Regions from separate parts of the Homo sapiens genome. Here region 2 is linked to region 1. Evidence: chromatin contacts called from ENCODE Hi-C or POLR2A ChIA-PET data. All regions are on one chromosome and are shown on one strand. The core of a region is the stretch at or near the end of the contact, and the rest is flanking DNA. Distances in the headings are between cores, read along the strand shown. Region 1 holds the start of HCCAT5 (hepatocellular carcinoma associated transcript 5). Region 2 has its middle 28 kb from the start of ZFHX3-AS3.

Evidence for each region. A loop is a pair of places that touch in the nucleus more often than their neighbours do. ChIA-PET counts read pairs that join two places held with the same protein, here RNA polymerase II (POLR2A).
Region 2: POLR2A ChIA-PET joins it to region 1 with 10 read pairs in activated CD4-positive, alpha-beta T cell. The contact joins the enhancer-like site here to the promoter of HCCAT5 in region 1. A Hi-C loop is called at or near these places in 1 of 168 maps with a recorded cell type or tissue (gastrocnemius medialis). POLR2A ChIA-PET finds 5 or more read pairs at or near these places in 2 of 52 experiments (activated CD4-positive, alpha-beta T cell and activated naive CD8-positive, alpha-beta T cell).

Annotation. Positions count from the first base shown.
Region 1 is chr16:73,088,896-73,094,927 of GRCh38, reverse strand. It overlaps HCCAT5 (hepatocellular carcinoma associated transcript 5), which reads right to left and starts at 2,579. Exons shown (of 3, transcript NR_027756.1): 1 at 1,943-2,579; 2 at 1,717-1,847; 3 at 1,154-1,464. It also overlaps a transcript of ZFHX3 not described here. RefSeq lists enhancers at 974-1,474, 1,475-1,975.
Region 2 is chr16:73,201,514-73,207,545 of GRCh38, reverse strand. It overlaps a transcript of ZFHX3 not described here. Among named protein-coding and RNA genes, the nearest start is that of ZFHX3-AS3, 28 kb to the left of the region's middle. Within about 2 kb of position 2,690, at least 4 of the 41 ENCODE cell types and tissues checked have a DNase peak (open chromatin) inside an H3K27ac peak, as active enhancers do.

The DNA.
Region 1 (6,032 bases), core at 1,330-3,829:
GACTAGCCTGGCTAACATGAGGAAAACCCTATCTCTATAAAAATACAAAAATTAGCCGGACATGACGGTGTACATCTGCAGTCCCAGCTACTCAGGAGGCTGAAGCAGGAGAATCACTTGAACCCAGAAGGTGGAGGCTGCAGTGAGTCAAGTTCGTACCTCTGCACTCCAGCCTGGGCAAAAAAGCAAGACTCCATCAAAAAATAACAACAGCAACAACAACGACAAAAAACACTTCACAGGAGGAAGGAGCAGAAATTGTTAGGGAGGAGCTTGGTCCTTGGTCCTTGTTGGTGTGGACCCACCGTGATCTGGTTCTACATGTGTTTGTTGCTGCTACACCTGAGCCCCACCGAAGTAGCATAAGGTACCATCCACTTTGGCGCCCACCGTGACCCGTCAGCACTCATCCAACACAGGCATGTATTGGGCAGCTACTTTGTACCTAGTACTTACAAAGTCAGGAATAAGACAAACACATTTTTAATCTAAGGGAGGGGACAGACAACCATGTTAAACAATCAACTATGCAGTTATTGCATTAATTACAGTCACATGGCTGTTATGAAGAGAAGGTTTACAGGACCAGCCCCTGGACTGGAGTCAGGGTAGGGGTTCTTAGAGAAGGCTTCTTACTGTTCAGATCTCTAAAATGTGTGAGTAGGAATTAATTGGGTGAACTTCCAGGAAAGAACCTTCCAGGGAGAAAAATACCTAAACTATGCCTGTGTTTCCAAAAAGAATGCTGCTGGAGAAAGATCAGGCATTATTTTCAAAGGTATATTGGAAGAGGATTTGCCTACCTGGGCTATAAGAAAGCTATTGAGCGCCTAGCTTGTGTGTGCATTTGTAGGGGGTTGGGGGGGTCCACACTCAACCCCACAACTTTCCCTCACCCCATCCTGCCTTTGCCCTGCCAGGTGCTCCAGTTCTAAACTCTTAAGTTTTCAGCCAGGAGCAGGGCCAGGACTCACCCGTGCCATGCCGGCTACATCCCTGCTAGAGCTAAGCTGTCTGCACCACCGCCCCAGCTCTACTTAGTACTATTAGTAGCTTGTTTTTCTAAGCCCTAAAATTCATTTTCTTTTCCCGCCTCGCTTCCAGAAAAATAAATAAAAGTGAACACATCACTCATTTAAGACGAGGAATGGAATTTAGGTTGCGTTTTTCTTTCTATTTTTATGATTAGTTAGAATTTTCCTGGGAACGCCGCCAGGAGGGCATTATGGTGAGATAATGTCCTGTATTTAATCAGCGCTGTAATGGCGAACTGTATTCTGTGGGGAGAGGCCGAGTTCACTCATCCTTCTCCGTGCTGTCTGTTTGCAGGAGACGACCGGTTAGCCCAAGATGAAGACAAGGCCGAGAAATGGCTGGGCTCCAGGCTTGTGTGACAGCCCGAGAGTGGACAGGGCGCAGCTATGACTCCATCTCTTCTTACAGGACCTGGAAGCTCTGAGAGCCCTGGAACCCCCAAAAGAGCTGAGCGAAAGGGGCCCTCAAACGGACCAAAGTGATCAGCTGTGGTTCTGCATCTGCCAGACTTTTTCAGGGTCGTCCCCTGTGGCTTTCAGACGTCTGTTGGCCTGGGCACACTTCTGGCTTTCAATATGCATCTTTCCCCTTTGCAACCCAAACACGATGTGCAAAGGGTGGCACGTGGCCTTTGAGTGAACCTGGAAGTCAACGCCAGGTAGGACCGGATCATTCCCTTACCTCTGCATGCGCGTGGTCGTCCAGAGTTTCCCGAAAACCTCTGCTGGAGGTGAGGGCTCGTGGTTTGCAGCTGTCGGGGTTGTTCTTGTTTTCAGAGTTCTTTGATCCATTGCTGAAGAATGAAGGGATCTCTGGGAGGGGTCAAATAGCAAAAGGATATGTTAGAGAGATGTTTGAAAGGATGGAAGAAAACAAGGGCCCGAAGAAAAAGGAGAAGGGATTTCACCTCCAGGAAGGGCACACAGAGCATAAACGAAGGGATACAGGTTGGCTTTTCTCTGCAACTAGCATGGGTGGCTGGGAAAACAGGAGCGCGTGGGACACACACAGCCTCTCAGATTTACTGTTGTCCCTATTAAACTCCGGGTCTGCATGAGCCGTCTGTTCAGGTAAGGGCAGTGGAGAGCACAGGATGCCCCAAGCAACCCATAAATAGCAGGGTGAAGACAAAGTGTTTATTACTTAGCCTCATGAAGCCCATATAAGCGCTCTCCCAGAGCGCGAGAGAGCAAGAGCATGTGTAAGCCAGCCCGCGTGTGTGTCCCGGGAGTGGGAGCCCCAGACACGGCGTTCGCGCTCGGCTTGATTCTATGAAGGCGTCTATTTGATGGAACGTACTGGAACAGTTCATAGCCAGCCCAGCAAACCTTGTGTGGAGACAGAGCTTGCTTTTTCTCTTTCCTTTTCCTGTTTGCAGTGAGAATGAGGCCTTTCTCTCCCCGGCCCTTTGCTCTCCCCACAGTTGTCTCACGAGGTCACTTCCTGCTGACAGGCTCCTTTCAGTGCAAGGTTTGGATGGAAACAATACTCCGTTTTCTGGGGGACTGGTGAGGCTCTGGGCCTCACCAGGCTGTCTTAAACTTAAATGGGATATTGTTTCAGTAGGGCTGACAGTTTCTTCAGACAACTGGCTCTATGTGATGCAAGACTTTATCCTTTTTTGTGTGTGCATGTGTAAATATATATATGGTATCTTCATACCATCAACACGCAGTGGCAGAAAGGTGGCTTATGATCATGATGTTTGCTTTCAAGTCTGGTTCAACTACGCACTAGCTGCGTGTTCTTGGGCAAGTTACTAAGTGACTTTCCCTTTTTAGCTGGGCATTAGTGTCCTTAATTCACACTAGCCTGTCTATAAGAAATCTTCGAGCTCAAACATTCGTTGATTCTGTGATTGCAAGACACTACATCACTATGTTCAACAATGAACTTAAAAGCACTTTCTCTGAATAGCTAATATATCGGCAGAACCAATTTCTAAGAGCAGTTAAGGATATGTGCTGAATGTTCTGTTGAATATCCTGAATACTGAATGTATTGGTTTGCTAAGGTGAGGGGAAAGTAGAAGAGACCTATGTCATCACATTCTAGCGTCTCGAAATACCCTTATAGATATTCTCAGGGTTTTCAGCTACAGTGATCCTTGTGGCCATTGGATAGTATTTTGAAAATTAAGTGGCACTGTCAAATGCTATATTTTGCGAATTTCTGAATGAAGACTCAGCTCGACAAACTCTTTCATCCCATGAAGATCGTAAAATAAATGAATGCAATTCACCACAACTAAGGTTAACTATTTGGGGTCATAATATCAAATATCAGGGTCCTCAGAGGAAACTGACAGGATAAAGATGGGATTGAGCAAGGCTCAGTCTCTGAGATGCTAGGGACCATTTGACATAGCCAACCTCAGGCTACTGCTGGCCAGCTCTGCAGAAGTGTCGCCAGCACAGGAGTGTGTGCTGGCCTTCGAGGAAGGTAAGTCCCTGGCTGATCCAAGAAAGAGGGATTCCCTGGGGTTCCGCCAATAGGCACAGTGGGAATCACAGCCCTGCAGCCACTGAAAGCCATTGCCAACTCCTTTGTTGATCTCCATAAGGTTGTCTCTCCCAGGCTTACTGCCAATGCCCCTTTTGGAAAAGCGTGACACTGCTGGCTGCCTGATTAGTGGTCTTTACTGCTTTTTTTTTTTTCCCCGCTTTCTTTTTTTTTTTTTCCGAGACGGAGTCTCACTCTGCCGCCCAGGCTGGAGTACAGTGGCGTGATCTCCACTCACTGCAAGCCCCACCTCCCGGGTTCATGCCATTCTTTTGCCTCAGCCTCCCGAGTAGCTGGGACTACAGGCACCCGCCACCATGCCTGGTTAATTTTTTGTATTTTTAGTAGAGACGGGGTTTTACCGTGTTAGCCAGGATGGTCTTTATCTCCTGACCTTGTGATCCGCTAGCCACAGCCTCCCAAAGTGCTGGGATTACAGGTATGAGCCACCATGCCTTGCCTTTTTTTTTTTTTTTTTTCAATATGGGATCTTACTCTGTCTCCCAGGCTGGAGTACAGTGGTGCAATCATGGTTCACTGCAGCCTTGACCTCTTGGGCTCAAGTGATTCTCCCACCTCAGCCTCTCAAGTAGCTAGGACTACAGATGCACACCAGTACACCTGGCTAATGTTTTGTATGTTTTTTGTTTTGTTTTTTTTTTTTTCTGTAGAGGCCAGTTTTCACCATGTTGCCCAGGCTGGTCTCGAACTCCTGGGCTCAAGCAATCTGCCTGCCTTGGCCTCCCAAAGTGCTGGGATTACAGGCATGAACCACCACGCCCCACCCTTTACTGCTTCTTTAACATCCAGCCCGCTTTCCCTCCCTTTCTTGCTTCCATAGACATTTATTGAGCAAATACTATGTGATAGGCACTGTGATAAGCACGTGGCACTCATATATTTAAACAAATGGTCCCTGAGCTCAGAATACTTTTTGCCTTATGAAAAAGATAACCAAGTACACAACAACAAATGTACTTTATTTATTTATTTACTTAATTTGAGACAGGGTCTCTGTCACCCAGGTTGGAGTGCAGTGCCACCATCTCAGCCCACTGCAACCTCCGCCTCCCAGGCTCAAGCCATCCTCCCACCTCAGCCTCCTGAGTAGCTGGGACCATGGGCGCATGCCACCATGCTGGCTAATTTTTGTATTTTTCATAGAGATGGGGTTTCCCCATGTTGCAGAGGCTGGTCTCAAACTCCTGAGCTCAAGGGATCTGCCCACCTTGGCCTCCCGAAGTGCTGGGATTACAGGTGTGAGCCACCAAGCCCGGCCCCACAGATATAGTTTAAATACAGTTATTACAGTGAACTTGGAGAGCACGGATTAGGAAAAAAAGTGCCTCAGCCTGGAGGGGTTGATATTGTTGCAGGCAAGGCATTGTCAGGAGAGGACACATGCCCTATTTGGGCATCACAGGTAGGTATTTTGTGCATTGTGTGTAGGATCTGGGAAGCAATCAAGACTGGAGATGAGCTTGGGGGCCACTAGCCTTAAAGCAAGCACAGCTTCGGTTCAGGAATATTTCTTCATCCTTATATCCTACAGATAATTCCCCAGCCTTGAACACTAATAGGGGAATCTTCAAATCTTGCCAGTCATTAACAAAAGGCTTGACGATCATTAGTAAAGCCTGCAGGTCAGTCTCCCAGGGCAGCATGGTGCCTCAGGCTCTGTGTCTGCAAGGATGAGAGCCTTCCCTGGTACATTCATCCTATCCAGGGATGAATCTTGAATCACAGGATTCCTGTTGTCAGAGACCTGCCCTGATTCATGCCAGTCAGTGCAGGGTCAATGGATAGTGTGGTCACTGCATCCATCACTTAATCACAGTGGCATCCCTGATGTTGCTTGCATTAGACCCTTGTTCGGTGACACAGTTGGCTTCATGGTGGCCCAGCTCTGTGCTGTTTGATTTTTCCTCGGTAAAAATATGTTCATGGAGTAATGAGATGCAAGGACACAATCTAAAGGTATAACATTAGACCGGGTGCAGCGGCTCACGCCTGTAATCCCAGCACTTTAGGATCCACTTTACGTGGATCACCTGAGGTCAGGAGTTTGAGGCCAGCCTGGCCAACAGAGTGAAACCTCGTCTTTATTAAAAATACAAAAATTAGCTGGGGGTGGTGGCAGGTACCTGTAATCCCAGCTACTCGGGAGGCTGAAGCAGGAGAATTGCTTGAACCTGGGAGGCGGAGGTTGCAGTGAGCTGAGATCGCGTCACTGCACTCCAGCCTGGGCGACAGAGCAAGACTCTGTCTCAAAAAATCAATTAATTAATTAAAATTAAAATTTAAAAAAAGGTGTAACATTACCTTTGCCTTTGGAAGTGAGTGTCTGTCTGAGGCTACTGAGATCCTCACCCAGGGCTATGTTAAGTTCAAATGCAGAGGCCCCATCCAATCCTAAGGCCTTCAACGAGCTGTGCCTTTCTGCCTCGTGCTTTCTCTGGCTGCCACCTGCCCTGGACCCCCACCATGGATACTAA
Region 2 (6,032 bases), core at 1,441-3,940, 110 kb before region 1:
GAGTGAAGCCAACTGGCCCAAGGGGTACTGCTGTCGTTCTTTTGGCTTTATTATTACCTATTTACTAACCAAATGAACCAACTGGTCACTGTTAAAAATATTTCTGGCTAGAAATACAGAATGTTGAAACCACAGGTAGCCTTCTCATTATATCCTACATTGGTAAACACCCCGCCACAGTCTAATTTTGTGCCCTGTAATTTAAGAGGAAAGTGAACAACGTTTACTTCATAAAAGAGCAGTAACAGAAGAATGAACTTGAAACTGCCCTTATTTAATTGGTCAAGAAGCTCTAGAACCGTGTGTCGTCTAGTGCTTGCTGGCTCTTTCCTCTGGGTTTAAGTTTCATGAATGTTCTTGACAGCCTTTATAAATGATCATCAATATATTTGAGATAGTAAACCTTGGAGTACAGGGACTGAGTCAATTCCCTTGTTACCATTCTGCATAAATAGGTACTTTTTTTTATTTTTTATTTTATTTTAGTTCTATTTATTTATTTATTTATTTATTTATTTATTTATTTTTGAGATGGATTCTCGCTCTGTCACCCAGGCTGGAGTGCAGTGGCGTGATCTCAGCTCACTGCAACCTCCACCTCTCAGGTTCAAGTGATTCTCCCACCTCAGCCTCCCAAGTAGCTGCAACTACAGGTACCCGCCATCACACCCGGATAATTTTAATATTTTTATTAGAAATGGGGTTTCACCATGTTGGCCAGGCTGGTCTTGAAATCCTGACCCCAAGTGATCCACCCGCCTCGGCCTCTCAAAGTGCTGGGATTACAGGCATGAGCCACCATGCCCGGCCTACAAATAGATATTTTCTGAGCATTCTGTTTAATTGTATATCGAGATGGTGGCCATGTGTAGTGGGGAAAAAGAAAAATGGGTGGGAGAATTTTTGTAAATGTATTTAATTGGAAAAAAAATACTGAATACATGTTGATAAAGGAGAAGACTACAGATGCCAGTATGAATCTCTGAATGAGAAAATATTGAGAAATCTTACTATGATGTAACCAAGCTCTGGCCTAGATAAGAAAGGCAGTAGCGAACTCTAAGCTTCCCTAGGGATATAAAGAGATCAAAATTGAAAGGGAGACACCCTGACATAAATGTCTAAAACAGCAGACTCCCTGTTTTCCTGTGTTGTGTTGGCCAGATCTCTTCATTAACTATCTCCCATGCCTCCCCAGTATCAATAGTGGTTCATAATGATGACCTGGGGGCACAGCAAGATCTTGAAGTGCCCTCTGACTCATCAAAGAAATATTAAATTAAATGTATTTTCTGGTGGCCTAATTCTTTTAAAATTGGTAATCCATGTGTGGTATATATGATAATTCCCTATTAATTCAATCTTTGATTCAACCAGAGCAATATTTGAGTTATCCATTTCCCAACCACAGGAAAGAGTTGACGGTAGTTTTTAAAATGTAGTCAATCGCATCTCTATTGTATGTTGCCCAAAGAATTTACATAAGCACGGCAGAATATCCGTTGTTTTCTTGCTCTGTGATAAAAGTTCATTTTTAAAACCTCAAATTGCGATTTGTCAAAGTCCATTTGCCAGTTCTTTAACAATTTCAGCCAAATTGTAAATTGTATAACTGTCTGCATCATTTGCATACATAATCATGTTAGAGTGATGGTATAATCTGGGCACATCATTTATGAGAAGAAGGAACAATAGAAGCCAGCTTTCCATTCTTGGGATACTCAGAGTAATTTATTACAAGGCTGATGTTTTCTTTCTAATTTCCACCAAATGATCTCTTTTAGAATGATGAGCGCTAAGGACTGCTGTCCCTTGTGTATTATTTTTACTGCTTTCCTAATCTTGAATTGAAAGCCAAAATGAGCACCATGTTACAAAGCTGCTTCATTCACGCACACACACACACTCACAGCCACACGCGGTCATTTCAGTCCAAATAATATCACAAGAGTTCAATGAAACATCCTCCTCAAATGGTGCCCCATGTTAAATTAATTTAATCTCTGGATCTCGTTATTGAGGATTCTTTTTTCTGTGCATTGACAATTTGCCAATTGCTCGCTTCCTATTTTTAATCAATCTTGCAGATAATTTACCAGCTAACTAAATCGTTTTACTGGCCTATCATACTTCTGAACCCAACAGAGAGCAAAAGTAAATACAATCAGTCTTGTGTTGCGCCATCAGAAATTTATGATGACCCCAGGCAAGTAGCTTTCTGCAAGACTAATTTATGTATAGTCATATCTGTCACTGTGGCACTTGGACATGTCCTAGGCTTTTTTATTAGTTATTTCTAGTAACAACCCTGTGAGATCTCAAGGTGGGTTAGATATACCCTTTCTCGAGAGGCCTCTGAAATTGCATTAGATACCTACATTTTGGGACTCAGCCCTTCACTCAAGAGTATGGTCCAGACCATCAATCAGGGTCACTTGGAGTCCTAGGACTCTGAATCTCTGAGCAGCCCACACTCGTTATTCCACTTGCTAGTGTCTTACCCCACAATAAACACTGCAGCCCAGAGAGGAAATCACCTTCCTGGGGTCATAAAACAATTTAGTAGTAGTAAGATTAGGCTCCCTTGTAAGTTAATGGTTAATACAGACTCAGATAAGCATGGATTGAAATCCAAACTCAGCAGTCTACTCATGCAACGACTATGGGCAAGTTGCCTAACTCCTTTTGTAGCACTTTCAACCTCTTTAAAATGAGGAAAGCCGTGACTACCCTGCTGAGGTTATTGTGAAGGTTCAACTAGCAACAGCTCCCCATCCAAGTGTTGTGCTAGGCTATTTATGCTCTTTGCTGTGTTTAATCTGCACTATATCCTTGCAAGGTGGAAGGTTCCTGATACAAGGGGTATAGAGCTCCCAAGACAGCAGGGTTCCCTCAGGGACTGGTACCAGTCCATGGCCTGTTAGGAACCAGGTCACACAGCAGGAGGTGAGTGGCAGGTGAGCAAGCAAAGCTTCATCTGTATTTACAGCCATTCCCCGTCACTCGCATTACCACTGGGCTCCGCCTCCTGTCACAAGAGCAGTGACATTAGATTCTCACAGGAGCACAAACCCTATTGTGAACTGCACTTGCGAGGGATCTAGGTTGGGCACTTCTTGTGAGAATCTAATGCCTGATGATCTGTCACTGTCTCCCATTACCCGCTAGTTGCAGGAAAACAAGCTCAGAGCTCCCATTGAACCTACATTTTGGTGAGTTGTATAATTATTTCATTATATATTATAATGAATATAATAATAATAGAAATAATAATTTCTATAATAATAATAGAAATAAAGTGCACAGTAAATGTAATGCGCTTGATTCATCCCCAAACCATTCCCCCTACCCCCGACCCATAGTCCGTGGAAAAACTGTCTTTCATGAAACCAGTCCCTGATGCCAAAAAAGTTGGGGACCACTGCAGTGGAGAAAACCACCTCAATTGTCTTTCTTTCCTGTCTAAAAACCAACTGTTTATTTACTAAAAAAAAAATCTTGAAATTCGGAGAGGAATCTTTTCCATTCAAGTTGTAAAATCATAGGTTAACAGAGTTCAAAGTAATTTTGGCTTAACATACTCAAGTGCAGGCAGACAGCAATTGATGAAGCTCTCTGCTAATTCTTAGAACAATTCCAGCTTTCATATACCAGTCTGAAACTCACCAGACCCAACTCTCTCCCCTGAGGTATAGATGGACAATTGTCACTGGCTCAAATGGGAGTCATGCCCAGGTACCACTGAGCATTTGTAAATTAGTGATTTGATACACATAAGTCTCTTAGTACAGCCTATATACTGCAGTAAGTGCTCAGTAAGTGTTAGCTAGTATTATTACTATGAGCATTCACCTATCCCCAGCCCACCCAGCTCAGGTTAGATGGACCAGCTTTTTAAATATCCAAAGCTAGGAAGAGTCTCCTGTCCAGCTCAGAATTTGTTTGAATGGTTTTCACATGTTTTCTGGCCTAATGGTACCAAATAATTTTCCATAAATGTTTATGGAACAGAAACAAATATGCACCCACTAGGAACAAGGCATCATTAGGGATATAAAGATGGAGATTGAATTCTGACCTCAGAGAGCTTACGCTCTATTGAAAGAGAGAAGCAGGGCCTATCCATAATGCAAGTCAAATTGTGGGAATTTTAAAAAATAATGTCTGTATGTAAAGTACAAGAGGACTGGATGGGCCATGGAACTTTCTAGAGGAAGTGACATGAAAGCAGGGCCTTGAAGGATTAAGTCATCCTTCCTTCCTTCCAGCCATTTATCTCTCCACCCACCCTTCCTACTGAGTGCCTGGCAGTAAGCAAAAGGAATGCAAAGTCAGTTGATGCATAGTCTCGACCCTCAAGGCCATTCCAGGCATATGGAAGAGATACACGTGTGGGTCAGTGACTCCTGGACGACGGAGTAGATGCTGATAAAATAGGCACCAAGAGGCTGTGTGAGCATGGGGGAGGGTCTCCTAAATTAAAAGGAGAGATCAGGGAAGGCTTCCAGGAGGAGGTGATGCTTCAGCTAAATTTAGAAGACTAGGCTGGGAAGATCAAGAAGAGGGTAGAAGATAGGAACGAAAAAGAAAAAAAAAAGTTATGTCAAGGCGTGGAGGCAAAAAAAAAAAAAAAAAAAAGAAAGAAAGAAAGATGAAGCCTTGTGGCACCCCAGGTAGTTCAGAGTGTGCAGGAGGGCTGGGGATAAAAGCACAGTAAGGTGGGTGGGATGGTCATGACTTTGATGGGGGTGGAGGAGAGCAAAGGAGGTGGTCGTTCCAGAGAGAAGGACCTGCAAAATCAAAGGCAAAGAGATGTGAAAAGTGCATCACATGAAAGAAGGCCAACGAGCAGTGGAGTGTGGCTGGAGCAGAGGGTAGCAGAGAGGTGAGCCTGGAAAGCTAGACTGGGGCCGAAGTCCATCTTCCTGCTGTGGAATTCCTGTCTGGTTCCCTCAGCACCATCTGGTTGGCCCAGTCTCAGCATTACAGTGTAGTCATTTCGACTCCAGCAGCCCGAACATCTTCCCCTGCCATAGCGATGGTTTTACAACTTTGATTTTGATTCTGGGCCAAACTGGCCATATGGCTGGGCTGCCTTAGTACAGAAACTCTTTGAGCTATTCACCCTGGGTGAGGTTCATATTTTCTTCTCAGGCTTCATATTTCTCTTCCATGTGGCTTTTGATTGGTATTCTATTTTGGCCAACAGTTAATTTCAGAAAGAGATGGTTAGGAAATAACTAAGAGATGGGTGATTCAAAATGAACACATTCTTTTAATGGTGTTCATTCTAGAGAGTTTCAAGGGCTCAGAAATATTGAGTCTAGCCCAGGTTTTGGCCACATTTATGAATTCTAACAAGGGCAGTACTCTTACACATCACCCAGGGACAAAGAATGGGTGGTTGGCTACACAGACTTATAGTGAATAATATTGAGCTGAGATCTTTACATTTAAATGCCTTTTTTAAGAAAATGATTGTGAGTCACAGTTAAAAAAAAATGTTCTTCCCACTGATTTATGTTCTTGGTGTTTTCTGGGAATTTTGTCAATCTTCAGAGAAGTCTGATCATTTGTGGATTGTGTTAAATTCCTGAGAAACACTACCACGCCGTAAGTGGCTTTCATTCATCAATATGTAGGAAGCATGAAGGACAGGCAGCAATTCTTTCTAATAAGTTTAGTCCAGTAAATGCCTACTGTGCTTCTAGCTCTTTGTTTGGTATTGCAGATGCTAAGAAAATACAGTGACTATTCTTAAGGAGATTTCATGTAATTCAGCATTACCTGAACCAAAACGAAACAAAAATAGTGAATCTTCATCTTCATTATTATTTTTAAGGATTTTTCAGCTTCTCTCTTCTTGCTCTAGTAGAGCGTTTCTCATACCAAAGCAGTTGCACAGCCAAGTCTAAGATGCTTTTGCAGCATTTTCCTCTCACATGGACAACAAAATTGTTGAAGCCCTTTTAATTTAGTGAACCTGCCTAAGCATTCCAAATTTATTTCAGAATAAGTTTGAAACATGCAGA